3 separate regions of the Homo sapiens genome follow, and all the other regions are linked to region 3. The links are chromatin contacts, found by Hi-C or POLR2A ChIA-PET in ENCODE. All regions are on one chromosome and are shown on one strand. Each heading gives the region's core, a stretch centred on a gene start or an enhancer-like site at or near the end of the contact. The rest is flanking DNA. Distances are from core to core; before and after follow the strand shown. Region 1 holds the start of RAD54L (RAD54 like). Region 2 overlaps RNF220 (ring finger protein 220). Region 3 holds the start of LINC01144 (long intergenic non-protein coding RNA 1144).

Region 1 (4,102 bases), core at 1,023-3,522, 940 kb after region 3:
TTAAGGGTAGGTAGACTTCCTTCTGGAGCCTGCTTAAATTTGGCCACTGTCCAGTGCCCTGGAATAATTGGTTTTTCAAAATATTTTTTTCCCTAGAGTTTGTAATTGTTATTTGTGGGAGGGTTAATCTGACTACATTTATTTGCTATTACTGGAAACTAGAACCAGAAATATTTATTTATTATTTTTGAAATGGAGTCTCGCTCTGTCGTTCCGGCTGGAGTGCAGTGGTGCGATCTCGGCTCACTGCAACCTCCCCTCCTGAGTTCAAGCGACTCTCCTGCCTCAGCCTCATGAGTAGCTGGGATTACAGGCGCCTGCCACCACGCCCGTCTAATTTTTGTGCTTTTAGTAGAGACGGGGTTTCACCATGTTGGCCAGGCTGTTCTCGAACTCCTGACCTAAAGTGATCCGCTGGCCACAGCCTCCCAACCGATTAATACTTAATTAAAACGATATTTCTCTCCAGAATTCTTTTTTTTTTTTTTTGGGACGGAGTCTCGCTCTATCGCCCAGGCTGGAGTGCAGTGGCACGATCTTAGCTCACTGCAAGCTCCGCCTCCCGGGTTCACGCCATTCTCCTGCCTCAGCCTCCCGAGTAGCTGGGACTACAGGCGCCCGCCAACGCTCCCGGCTAATTTTTTGTATTTTTAGTAGAGACGGGGTTTCACGTGTTAGCCAGGATGGTCTCGATCTCCTGACCTTGTGATCCGCCCGTCTCGGCCTCCCAAAGTGCTGGGATTACAGGCGTAAGCCACCGCGCCCGGCCCAGAATTCTTTGTTTTGAGATAGGGTCTTGCTCTGTCGTCCAGGTTGGAGTGCAGTGGCGCGATCTTGGCTCACTGCAGCTTGACCTTCCAGGCTCAAGCGATGCTTCCAAGCTCAGCGTCTGCAATAGCTAGGACTACAGCTGTGCACCACCATGCCTGGCTAATTTTTTTGTAGATATGGGGTTTCTCCGTGTTGCCCAGGCTGATCTGGAAGTCCTGGGCTCAAGCAATCCTCCTGCCTCGGCCTCCCAAAGTGCTGGAATTACAGGTGTGAGCCACCATGCCTGACCTCAGAATTCTTGATAACCCTGTGAGGATGGCTTAAGCTATACTCAGGTGTGTGACCTTGTACAAGTTACTAGCCTATCTAGGCCTGTTTCCTCACTTACAAAATGGGGACAAAAATAAACCTACCTCATAGTCATGAGCATTACATGAACTGTTATATCTTAGAAGCTCAGAAATGCCTGGTGGTAAATGCTATAAATACACCCTTATCATTATTAGTGAGTACCTAGGTTGTGCATGCCACTGTTGGGTGCTTTACGCACATTAATTTACTTGTCAGAATAGCCATGGGGGGGAGGTACTATTATAATGCCACTTTAGATATGAAGAAACTGACGTTTTGAGAGATTGGATGATTAAATCTCTGACTCCAAACACAACGCTTCCTCCAACGCGGTTTGGCCTTGGAGAGGAAGGCAGCTTCTTTCAAGACACCCCTGAGCGAGAAAGTCGCGTCATCCGGGGGCTCCCATTGCCCGAGCCCGCCACGTGGCAGTCTGGGCCGAATGCCTCTCCCCACTTTCTGGGTGGGCGAGGCCTGACTCCAACCCCGGCCCTCCGCTCTAGACCTGGTACCACTGTAGATTCAATCCAAACTCCCAGAAATGTGCCGCCTTTCATAATCCCCAGCTGTCCACTACAGGTGGTAACTCCCCTGCTGCTCAATGTGGCGTAAATCTTCCCTTCCATAGCTGCGGGACCACAGCTCACCGACCTGGGACAAACACCCGAGACGGGCCGAATTCCAGCTCGCAGGTAGTAATTCCGCCCCTCCCCTCCCCGCTCCGTCGCGTCCAGTCCAGCTCTTCTAGCCCTGCCCCGCTCCTCTAGCCCAACCGCTCCCCACTGTTGGCCCCGCCCCTCCCCGCCCCGTCCAGCTCTTCTCGCCCCGCCCCGCTCTTCTCGCCCAACTGCTCCTCGCTGTTGGCCCCGCCCCTCCCCCGCCACCCCCGCCCCCGCCCCGCCCCTCTCTTCTCGCCCAACCGCCCACCTCTGTTGGCCCCGCCCTCCCATCTAAGTCACGCCTCCTAGTAGGTCAATTTAGCTTCTCCAGCTCCAGAGCCCAGACTCCTCATTGGGCGCAGCACTATTCCCGCCTCTTCCTTGGGTCGCGAGCGCCGAACTCATCGAACGCAGCCAATGGGTGATACGACGGCAGCGCGGCGGGAGGTTCGATTGACCCGGTCTTGGCGGGTCGGTGAGTCTTGGCGGCTGTTAACGCGCGCTTTGGGAACAGGAAGGTTGAGAGAGAGGTGCTGGGGTCTGCGTCTATCTCTGTCGCTCTTTTCAGCCCCTCCTGGTATTCCCCTCCTAACCTGGGTTTTTTACACGCCCGCGTGGCTTCCTGCTCGACCTCCCTGAGTCTGATCCTGGTTTCCACCTCCAGCCCTGGGAAATTTCCTTTCTCCAGACTCGCCCTCCCCACCCGGGCCTCGGACTTTCACCCCAGCTTCTCTCTCCTGGCCAGTGATTACCCACCCCCAATCCCACCCCGCCCCGCCGCGCAACTACCTCCTCCCTTCACCCGGACTGGGACCATCATCCCCACTCCACTCCGCCCAGTCTGGGACTCCACCTGCCTCCTCCCCAATCCCACACTAATCTCTGCTTGGTCTCTTCCTCTTTGGCCTAATCTCTCGTCTCGGCTTATTGGGGACGGCCACTCTCACAGTTTGGTTCCAAACACCAGTTCCTGGATGGATTCCCGCCATCCATGCCCCCTCTTTAATTAGCCGGTCCTCTCAATAATGTAGCAGCCCCCTCTACAGATTAGACCCTGGTCCTACACTCTTAGCCGCTGCCTGCTTTTGACCTTTGGCTCATGGGTACTTGACGTTTTAAACTCCTAGGCCCAGGATGGTAAGTGTGGGCCTAGGGGAGACTGGGAATAGCCCTGGGTCAGGGTCTAGTAGGCCTAGGCTGCAGGATCCTTGCAGGCACTGTTTCTGTTCTCCCTTTACAGAGGAGGAGCTTGGCTCCCAGCCAGCTGGCCAAGAGAAAACCTGAAGGCAGGTCCTGTGATGATGAAGACTGGCAACCTGGCCTAGTGGTGAGCACTCAAGGGGACAGGGAAGGTGGGTAGAGCTGTTTGGACAGAAAAGAAGCCAGGATTTGGTTTCTAGGGTTACATAGCCAATTCCAGATGCCTCTTTTGTATGTTCAATAAACTTTTAGTGAGTACTTACTATGTGCCAGGCATTGAACAAGATTAGTAAAATCTTTATCCTCAGGGTAGTCACTAGAAGCTAATATAGCCTCAGTTTTCCTGGTGGGAAAAGATAAGCAAAAGAGCCAGTTGGATTGGACCTTTTGACTCTGCTTGGAAAAAAGGGCTACACAACAGCAATTAGCAGCTGGCTCTTTTGCTCTTTGTCCCCTGCCCAGTGTCACAGAACAGTAGAGTGTTCTGGGCCTACCTTGGAGTCCTGGGCTCACTTGGGCCTAGATCTGACAGGTTGTGTCCTTCCAGTCCTTGCTCATACTCAAGTACAGTATATTCTACTTTAGGTTGGGCCCTGGGCTCTGCTTCCTGTTTTGGAGGCTTGTTGGGGCTGGCTGTGGGCAGGACCTATGTAAACCAAAATAAATAGGACAGTGCAGCATGGACTTCAGAGAATAAGAGCAGTTCAAGAAGTGGGGGCTTGGCCACTGGAACTTTGAAGGAAGGGATCAGCTACGCAAGGACTAGAAGGCACTTTTTGGCAGGAGCAGTGTGTGAATAAGGTGTGGGGTAGGGGTGCTGGTGTTTGTTTCAGGTGTGTCTTACAGGATCACTGAGGCTTCAAATATCCTGGCAAGCTGGTACAAGTGTGTTCTTGCCTAATGGCTTGATGGGGCTTGCTCAATAGTTGTACCGTGGTGTGCAAGGGGCTTCTCTACCTGTGAAGGAGGCACATTGGCTGACCCTTGCCATGTACATGGGTCTCAGACTTGAACTTGGGGCAGCATTCTCTGCATCTGGGTCTGCTGTCAGTTGCTGGTTGCTTCTGAAGATGCTTTTAGTGCCAGTGTCCTCACAGCCATGGGTGGCCTGAGTGGGGAGT
Region 2 (3,842 bases), core at 755-3,254, 670 kb before region 3:
TTTCCCCGTGCAGCTCGGATTGGGAAAATGAAACGGAGGAAGCAAGATGAAGGGCAGGTATGTCCCCTGTGCAACCGCCCCCTGGCAGGATCGGAGCAGGAGATGAGTAGGCATGTGGAGCATTGCCTTTCTAAGGTAGAGGGGCCATCACCACCCACCTTCCTTCCCCGCTCCCTTCCCCCGACACTAGCTGCTGACTGCCCCTGAATCTGTGGGCTCTTGGGGTCTCCATGTGGTCTCAGCAGCTTCTTCCCTTCTGACCACTGCTCTCTCCTTTTGCTTTCACTCTCACTCATTCCCTCCTTGGGCTCCAGCGGAAAACTATTGGGAAGAGGCCCAGGTCTTTGACCTCTAAATTGGTTTGCTTCAAAGGAGCCCTAGAGCTGAGGGCCCACTTGGCACACCACAGCTGGGGCTAGAGCTGTGCCTTCGTTGCAGACTGTGGGGAGCAGGTGGGGATGGCCTGGGCCCAGCATGATCCTGCTCTGCTCTTCACAGAGGGAAGGCTCCTGCATGGCTGAGGATGATGCTGTGGACATCGAGCATGAGAACAACAACCGCTTTGAGGAGTATGAGTGGTGTGGACAGAAGCGGATACGGGCCACCACTCTCCTGGAAGGTGGCTTCCGAGGTACAAGCAGCTGACACGTAGACATTGGCACTCTGGTGCCAGGCCTCTGCTGGGTATCCATCTGCTGGAAGCCAAGAGGCCGAGGCTGGTGGCTGGTCATCCATCCGTTCCACCACGTGGGGACTGCTGCTGGTGGGGCTCCTTTGTGACCGTGCTGCCTGCCTGTGATGTGCATATTAAAATGGATGTATTTGGGTGGGGAAATGGAATTGTGAGGCTGCAAGCTAGGAGTGACGAAGGGGGGCTCTCAGCTTCGGGTGATGCATTGAAGGTGACAGCCAAGCCGCGTTAGCACCTGCATAAAATATTAAAGGGACGGTTATGCATTTATCACTCCATCCCTCTTAAGGCTGATAAATGAGAATCCAGCAACCTGCTGTACACCTCCAGCACTGGGGGCCCTGAGGGCTTCCAGGCAAACACATTGGATTTTCCTCCTCCTCCTCTTCAGCCCTATGTCAGGGAAATCAGTTACAGAGGAGAGTGAGTTATGGCAAAATTTGACCTCCCATGAGCTTCATTGGTGAATCTAATTTTAGCTCTGATCCCATCCCTTCTCCCTGGGCGCCCTCTGCCCTGAAGCAAGAGGGGCCTGGGCCCAGCTGCTCCCTCCTTCCCTTGGGCTCTCCCCAGTTGCTACAAAGGAGTGTGCAGGGCCCTGCCCATCTCCAGTGCCCTCCCAGCTCCTTGGAAGAGCAAGGCTTGACACCCCCCACCAGGTCAGACAGCAGAATTGGTTGGGTGCCCAGGGTTAGTGACTTGTTAAACTCCCCAGCCTTGGGCAGGGGAAAAGGGGAGCTGTCTGCCTCTTGGCCTCCAGCTCTTCTCTCTTTCTGTGCACAAGCACAGCTGGTACTGCAGCTTGTGGTCATTAAGTGAGCCAATCTGCTTCCCGTCTGCCTCTCTCTCTGGGCAACACCTTTGGGAATACTGCTGTGTATGGTCCCTGGGGAATCTCACAGCAGCTGGGAAGAAGTTCTCTGCCTTCGTGGGGCCGTGCTACCTGGGCAGATGCTGAGGAGTGGTCTCTGCAGGGCCGTCCAGTGCAGACTGGTTCCACGAAGGGGCTAAGAGCCCAGATGAGACATTATGCCTCTGGGCGTCTCTCACATTACCCAGGTGTTTGGGGGCAAGCCAAAACATAAATCAGGAAGGTTAGTCAGACCAAACAGTCTCCCTGAGCCGGAGCTGGAGAGTGTTAGTTTGCCATTTCACTCATCCCGTACTGGAGCCTTCGAGTATCTGAGGCCCTAGAAGAGTGAGCAGCAGGGCTGACGACTGTCCCATGAGTTGGACACATGGGTGTCCGATGGCAGCCACACAGGGTCAGTTTCAACGTGCTGCTCTGGTTAGCTCTGTTGGCAGCTGCAACTGCTCACATCCTCCATTGCTGTGGCACCTTCTTAGGTTCCTTGGCACAGACCTGGACCTGATGGCTTCTGGGCACCAGACAGGGCTTATGGAGGATAAAGCTGCAAAGGGCCTGCTGATTTGACAAGAGTATTTCCCCTGTGCCGGGATGCACTTGCACAGCAGTGTGAGGGGCTCTTAGGCCCCGGGCGGGTATCCGTTTTCCCTGAGTGTTTACACTGTGAGGTTGTTCCTTTCAAGAATTCCTGAGGGGAGTTCAAAGGGGGCTTTTCTTTGAGCGATTTGGAGAGCGAGAATGAGAGTGAGACTTGAAGAGGGAACAGGGGCCGGAGGTGCCTTTATCTGCAGAGAATTGCTCCAGCTTTCCTGATAGAAGCTGCTGCCGCCTCTTAAACAGCTTAGTGCAGTCAAAAGACAGGCAGACTTGAAAGGCTGTTTTACAGCGAGATCAGCGGGGGCCACGAGGCAGAGAGCGGGGCGCAGTGGAGCGGAGGAGGCTGAGGCTCCTCAGTGGGGGGGCTATCAAAGGGAGGCCCTGGCTGATCCCTACTGCCTCTGCCCCCAAAACCCTGTCTGCAAAAGCTGGCCATCTGTCAGCCTACCCTCCCTGGCCAGGACTGATAGGCCCTAACTCTTGGGGGGTTGGGTGTGGCCTCGCCAGGCGGGCTGGTGTCAGTGCAGCGCATTGATCGCCCGCCGGGCGGGCCGGGCTGCAAGCCGGGCAGCGCGTGCTTAATGTGATTGAAAGGCAGTTAAAATGGCGGTGACCTTTTCAGGAGGAATTAGATTGCCTGCCAAGACCGGTTAGAGGGAGTGATAACGCCAGCTGAAGAAGCTGCCCAGCAGACTTCAGAGAGAAGGAGGCAGAGGCAGGATGAGCAGGCGAGTGGCGAGGCCCATTTAAACTGCGCTGTGCGTGCTGACAGAACAGAGATTGCTGTCGTTGTTAGATATGAAAGAAGTGAAGAATTGCAGATAAGTTCCTGTATCCGATCACCCCCATCCCTCCTCCCAGAGTAGGGCCTCTTCTTCATCCTCAGCAAAGCTTCCCACCAGGCCCCTGGAGGTTGGTCTGATGGATCAGATCGGTTACCTCAAATGTAATCTGCTGTGGGAAGCAGTGAACGGGCAAGAGTTTCGGTGGAGACACTTGGCTGAGGGCAACAGGCCTTAGAGATGGGGACCTGTGGTTACTGAGGAGGAGCTCCAGATATCTCAGGCCTGGGAGTACTCGGATTGATATTTTAGGACAAAATAAAGAAGCAGACAGAGCAGGTGAGCACTGAGGTAGGTCCCACTGGAAACAGATTTTTGAAAAGACTAAAGGAAATAGGTATTACTTCAAGAAAGTAAGTTGGAAGGAATTTTTGCTGCCTAGGAGGCACTCTGACCTTCCCAATTCTAGAAGAAATACTTAAGCTGTGTGTCTAAGTTGTTGATTGTCCTTTCAGAACCATAGATTTTCTAACCTGCTACTGCTCTTTACATAAAGGACAGCACACAGAGCCTAGTGCGCCACCAACATTCCACTAAAAGAGATCCGCAGTTAGGGAGAAAAGATGTTTTTCTTGGGTACCATGCCAAACCTGGGCAGAGCAAGGGGCTTCTAGGCTAGAGAAGCAGACTACAGGGGAACCTAACTATACAGCCCTTAAGACAAGCCTGCTTCCACCTGTAGTCTAAGGAGGTGTGTGACTAAGGAGCCATGCCTTTCCTCTCCTGTCCTCCATCCAGCTCCTGGATCCTGGAGAAGAGACCTATAGTGGTGAACCATGGTCCCTCCTGTGTGTTGGTTGCCAGTGAGAGTTCACCCAACTGCATTGGGGAGCCCAGAGCTCCT
Region 3 (3,848 bases), core at 1,287-3,786:
TGGTGGCAGGCGCCCGTAGTCCCAGCTACTCAGGAGGCTGAGGCAGGAGAATGGCATGAACCCAGGAGGCGGAGCTTGCAGCGAGCTGAGACCACGCCACTGCACTCCAGCCTGGGTGACAGAGCGAGATTCCGTCTCAAAAAAAAAAAAAAAAAAAAAAGGAAAATTAGCCAGGCATGGTGGTGTGTCTGTGGTCCCAGCTTCCCAGCTTCTCGGGAGGCTAAGGCAGGAGGAGCTGGAGAGGTTGAGGTTACAGTGAGGCATGATTGCACCACTACACTCCAGCCTGGGCAACAGAGCGAGAACCTGTCTCAAAAGAAAAAAAAAAGGGAAAAGGATTATGGAAATAGAATGGGCAGGGCCATGGTGATTGACTAGAGGTGCGCATTGAGGAATAGGGACATTCAAGTAACCAGACCTGTAGGTTTCTGGCTAGGAGAGCAGTGGAACAGCTACTGAGATGGGAGCATGAGAAGGGGGAGGATAATGTTGGGTATGATTGATTTGAGGTCCCTGTGGGACATTCAACTCAAGATGACAAATAAGCAGTTGAATAAAGGTTAGGAAGGGAGACTTCACTGTGTGGATCAACTGCATGTAGATGGTAACCAAAGCTCTGAGCAGCACCAACATTTCAGAGTGGGCAGAGGAAAGACAACATGGCTAGAGCAAAACCAGGCGAATGTGGCACTATGAAAGCTGGGAGAAGAATGTTTCACAAAGGAGAGAATGGTCAACTGTATGAAGTCTTTTAGAGAAGCAGTGAAATGAGATCTGAAGATTGTCCATAGGACAACATGAAGATCATTGGTGACCTTAGAGCCTTTGAAGGTGCAGTGATAGAGAGAAGCCAAATTAGAATGAGTTGTGGAGTGAGTAGGAGGTAAGGTTGTGGAGAAAGCGAGTGCAGACAATTTGAATAAATGTAGCTAAACAAGTCACTAGTGGGAGGGTAAATAGGTAAAATCATAAATTAAACACACACATAGCTTTTACCCCAACAATTCTACTTCCAAGAAATCAGCCTACAAATATACTCCATATGTGCACAAAGACCTACAGAAAGGATGTTTACTACACCATTTTATAAACAGCTACAATGTTAATCAATAGGGGGCTGGTTAAATTAATATAACACATCCACACAATATAACACACACAGGGTATTACGTGGCCATTAAAAATACCATGGTAGGCTGGGCGCAGTGGCTGACACCTGTAATCCCAGCACTCTGGGAGGCCAAGGCAGGTGATCACCTGAGGTCAAGTGTTCGAGACCAGCCTGGCCAACATGGCGAAACTCCCTCTCTACCAAAAATACAAAAATTAACTGGGCATGGTGCAGGTGCCTGTAATCCCAGCTATTCTGGAAGCTGAGGCAGGAGAATCACTTGAACCCCGGAGGCGGAGGATGCAATTAGCCGAGATCGTGCCATTGCCTGGGCGACAGAGCAAGACTTCTGTTTAAAAAAAAAAAAAATCATGGTAGGGCCGGGCACGGTGGCTCAGCCTGTAATCCCAGCACTTTGGGAGGCCAAGGCAGGCAGATCACCTGAGGCCACGAGTTCCAGACCAGCCTGGCCAACATGGCAGAAACCCCCATCTCTACTAAAAAGACAAAAATTAGCCCAGCGTGGTGGCGCATGCCTGTAATCCCAGCTACATGGGTGGCTGAGACACGAGAATCGCTTGAACCCAGTGGTGTGCCACTGCACTCCAGTCTGGGCAACAGAACCAGACTCCATTTAAAAAAAAAAAAAAAGTACATATGGTAAATATTATGTGTATTTTACCAAAACAAGTTTTTATTTTTAAGGCACAATCTTGCCCTGTCGTCCAGGCTGGAGTGCAGTGGCGCGATCACAGCTCACTGCAGCCTTAACCTCCCCCAGCTCGGGCGATCCTCCCACCTCAACCTCCCGAGTAGCTGGGACCACAGGCCTGCGCCACTACGCCCGGCTAATTTTTGTATTTTTGTAGAGACGGGGTTTCACCATGTTGGCCAGGCGGATCTCGAACTCGTGATTTCAAGTGATCCGCCCGCCTCGGCCTCCCAAAGCGCTGGGATTACAGGCGTGAGTCACCGCACCTAGCCGAAAAAGAATTTTTTAAAGTCACCATCTCTACGAGGTTTTTCTGGGCCACCCCCCGGTAAAATGTCAAGCCCTCGACGAGCCGGGAGAGAGTCGGAATCCTGTGGGGGAGGCAGGGGCGTGTCCAGAAAGGCGGGAGCTTCCGGAACCGCTTAGAGCTAAGGGAGCTCGGAGCGGGGGCCGGGGCCGAGGGCGGAGCAGGGTGGGGAAGGGGCGGGTCCAGAAAGACGGGAGCTTCCGAGGCCGCCTCCACAGGAAGGGAAAGGGGCGGGAGCTTGGAGGGGGCGGGTCCAGAATGGCGGGAGCTTCCGGGGCCGCCGCCTCTGGAAGGAAAAGGGGAGGGAACGTAGAGGGGGAGGGAACGTAGAGGGGGCGGGACCAGGAACGAGAGCGCGTGGGTTTCTGGGGTGTCCGCCGGCGCCCCCTGGGATTGGGGAGAGAGGGAAGGGCTGAGGCTCACGGTTTCGGAGTAAGGGGAGCGGCCCGGCGAGCCGCCGCGCCTGGGTTAAGAGCTGCAGGAGGAACGTGGCTTCACGAGTTCGGCTCCTCGGCCATCCACAGCCCGGGCCTCCGCCTCTGCTGACCTGGCGGCTGTAGAAGGCAGAAGAGGCCTGAAACCTGCAGCAGGAGCACCACCCTGCCCCGCGGCCCCGCGCGCCCTCCAGTGGCGTCATCCCATCCGCTTTGATCTCGACTGGCGCGCCTACCCTCGGCAGCGGCACCCCTTGGGAGCGCAATCGCGGGCAGACTCCGAGGACCCATCTTGCGAAAGTTCTGCGAGGTCCTGACTTTAAGGGAACAGGGGTCGTACTTGGGCCATGGCCGGAAGGGAGATCCAACATCCATGACGACGTCTACCCCCCAGCCTGCCCCTTCAGAGCCCAGTCTGTGCCTTGCGTCAAAGTCAAGCAAGGGCTCTTGTAGGGCACCGAGCCCCAGCCAAAATCACCCTTTTCTTTCAGATAGCCCCCACTTACCCCCAGAAACCTTACTCTCTCCCTCGGGAGCAGGTGGGAAGTGAAAGGCCGGGGGGGCTGTTTCTGCTCTGCTTGTCTGTACCTGTGGCCCTTGAGTGGAAAACCCCGCCGCTGGACCAAAGACCTGGAGGCTCCAGGATTGCCCACTTGGGACCCTGACTATGAAGGGTCAAGATAGCCCATTCTGCCCCAGCACTCAGAGCCCTATTACCAAGGCCCCTACTCCAAGAATCCACCATCAAAACCGGGGCCCTGCCAGTGCCTTCCCAGTGTTCAGGCCTAGGGAAGAATAGCCCCATTATGCCTGTTACTCCTGATCCTTCTGCAGTCTCTCTCTTTGTGACCCCATGGCCTTTGCTGCTATGTCTGCCCTGGCCCCACAGAGTGCCAGGTCAGAGCCACCCTGGCCTACATAGCAGGGCCCCGGTTCACAGGCTAAAACCTGGGCCTCCTGCCAGGCTGCAACTCCCAGCTGCACACCGCAACCTGAGACATCTCAGCATATTCTAGGAACTAGTAATGGGGACGCTTCCGACTCGCTGGGGAAGGGAGATGAGGGCCTCTAGCTCTCCATGCCCAGTCTCTCATCATCAAAGTCATTTAAGGCCCCAGCGACCCCAGGGTTCAGCAGCATCCTGTTCATCATGAGCAGAGGGGTGACTGAATAGAATGGGAGGCAGGTGTGGCCTGAGCAGTTCCCAACCTGAATTTTCCTTTGAGCTTGGTGATTTGGGGCGGGGGATTGAGATATTTTCCTTTCACTTGTGGGAAATCTTGG

What was found. A loop is a pair of places that touch in the nucleus more often than their neighbours do. ChIA-PET counts read pairs that join two places held with the same protein, here RNA polymerase II (POLR2A). Pooled maps may share reads with other maps.
Region 1: a loop to region 3 is called in a map of CD4-positive, alpha-beta memory T cell, with 12 times the contacts of the local background. The contact joins the promoter of RAD54L here to the promoter of LINC01144 in region 3. A Hi-C loop is called at or near these places in 2 of 168 maps with a recorded cell type or tissue (CD4-positive, alpha-beta memory T cell and naive thymus-derived CD4-positive, alpha-beta T cell), 4 of 37 single-sample maps with no recorded cell type and 11 of 50 pooled maps. POLR2A ChIA-PET finds 5 or more read pairs at or near these places in 5 of 52 experiments (A673, H1, HepG2 and 2 more).
Region 2: a map with no recorded cell type shows a loop between it and region 3 (3-fold over the local background). The contact joins the enhancer-like site here to the promoter of LINC01144 in region 3. A Hi-C loop is called at or near these places in 2 of 168 maps with a recorded cell type or tissue (ascending aorta and naive thymus-derived CD4-positive, alpha-beta T cell), 1 of 37 single-sample maps with no recorded cell type and 10 of 50 pooled maps. POLR2A ChIA-PET finds 5 or more read pairs at or near these places in 8 of 52 experiments (B cell, CD4-positive, alpha-beta T cell, CD4-positive, alpha-beta memory T cell and 5 more).

The regions. Positions count from the first base shown.
Region 1 is chr1:46,245,491-46,249,592 of GRCh38, forward strand. RAD54L (RAD54 like) reads left to right here and starts at 2,273. Exons shown (of 18, transcript NM_003579.4): 1 at 2,273-2,918; 2 at 3,022-3,108. The coding sequence starts at 2,916. RefSeq lists a silencer at 1,834-2,093.
Region 2 is chr1:44,635,532-44,639,373 of GRCh38, forward strand. It overlaps RNF220 (ring finger protein 220), which reads left to right. Exons shown (of 15, transcript NM_018150.4): 7 at 14-57; 8 at 499-631. LOC107984950 (a long non-coding RNA gene) reads right to left here. Exons shown (of 2, transcript XR_001738031.2): 2 at 1-926. Among named protein-coding and RNA genes, the nearest start is that of SNORD145, 34 kb to the right of the region's middle. Within about 2 kb of position 2,005, at least 4 of the 41 ENCODE cell types and tissues checked have a DNase peak (open chromatin) inside an H3K27ac peak, as active enhancers do.
Region 3 is chr1:45,301,374-45,305,221 of GRCh38, forward strand. LINC01144 (long intergenic non-protein coding RNA 1144) reads left to right here and starts at 2,537. Exons shown (of 1, transcript NR_024270.1): 1 at 2,537-3,848. It overlaps LOC105378691 (a long non-coding RNA gene), which reads right to left and starts at 2,373. Exons shown (of 3, transcript XR_947287.4): 1 at 2,119-2,373. RefSeq lists enhancers at 2,110-2,169, 2,630-2,869 and a silencer at 2,260-2,439.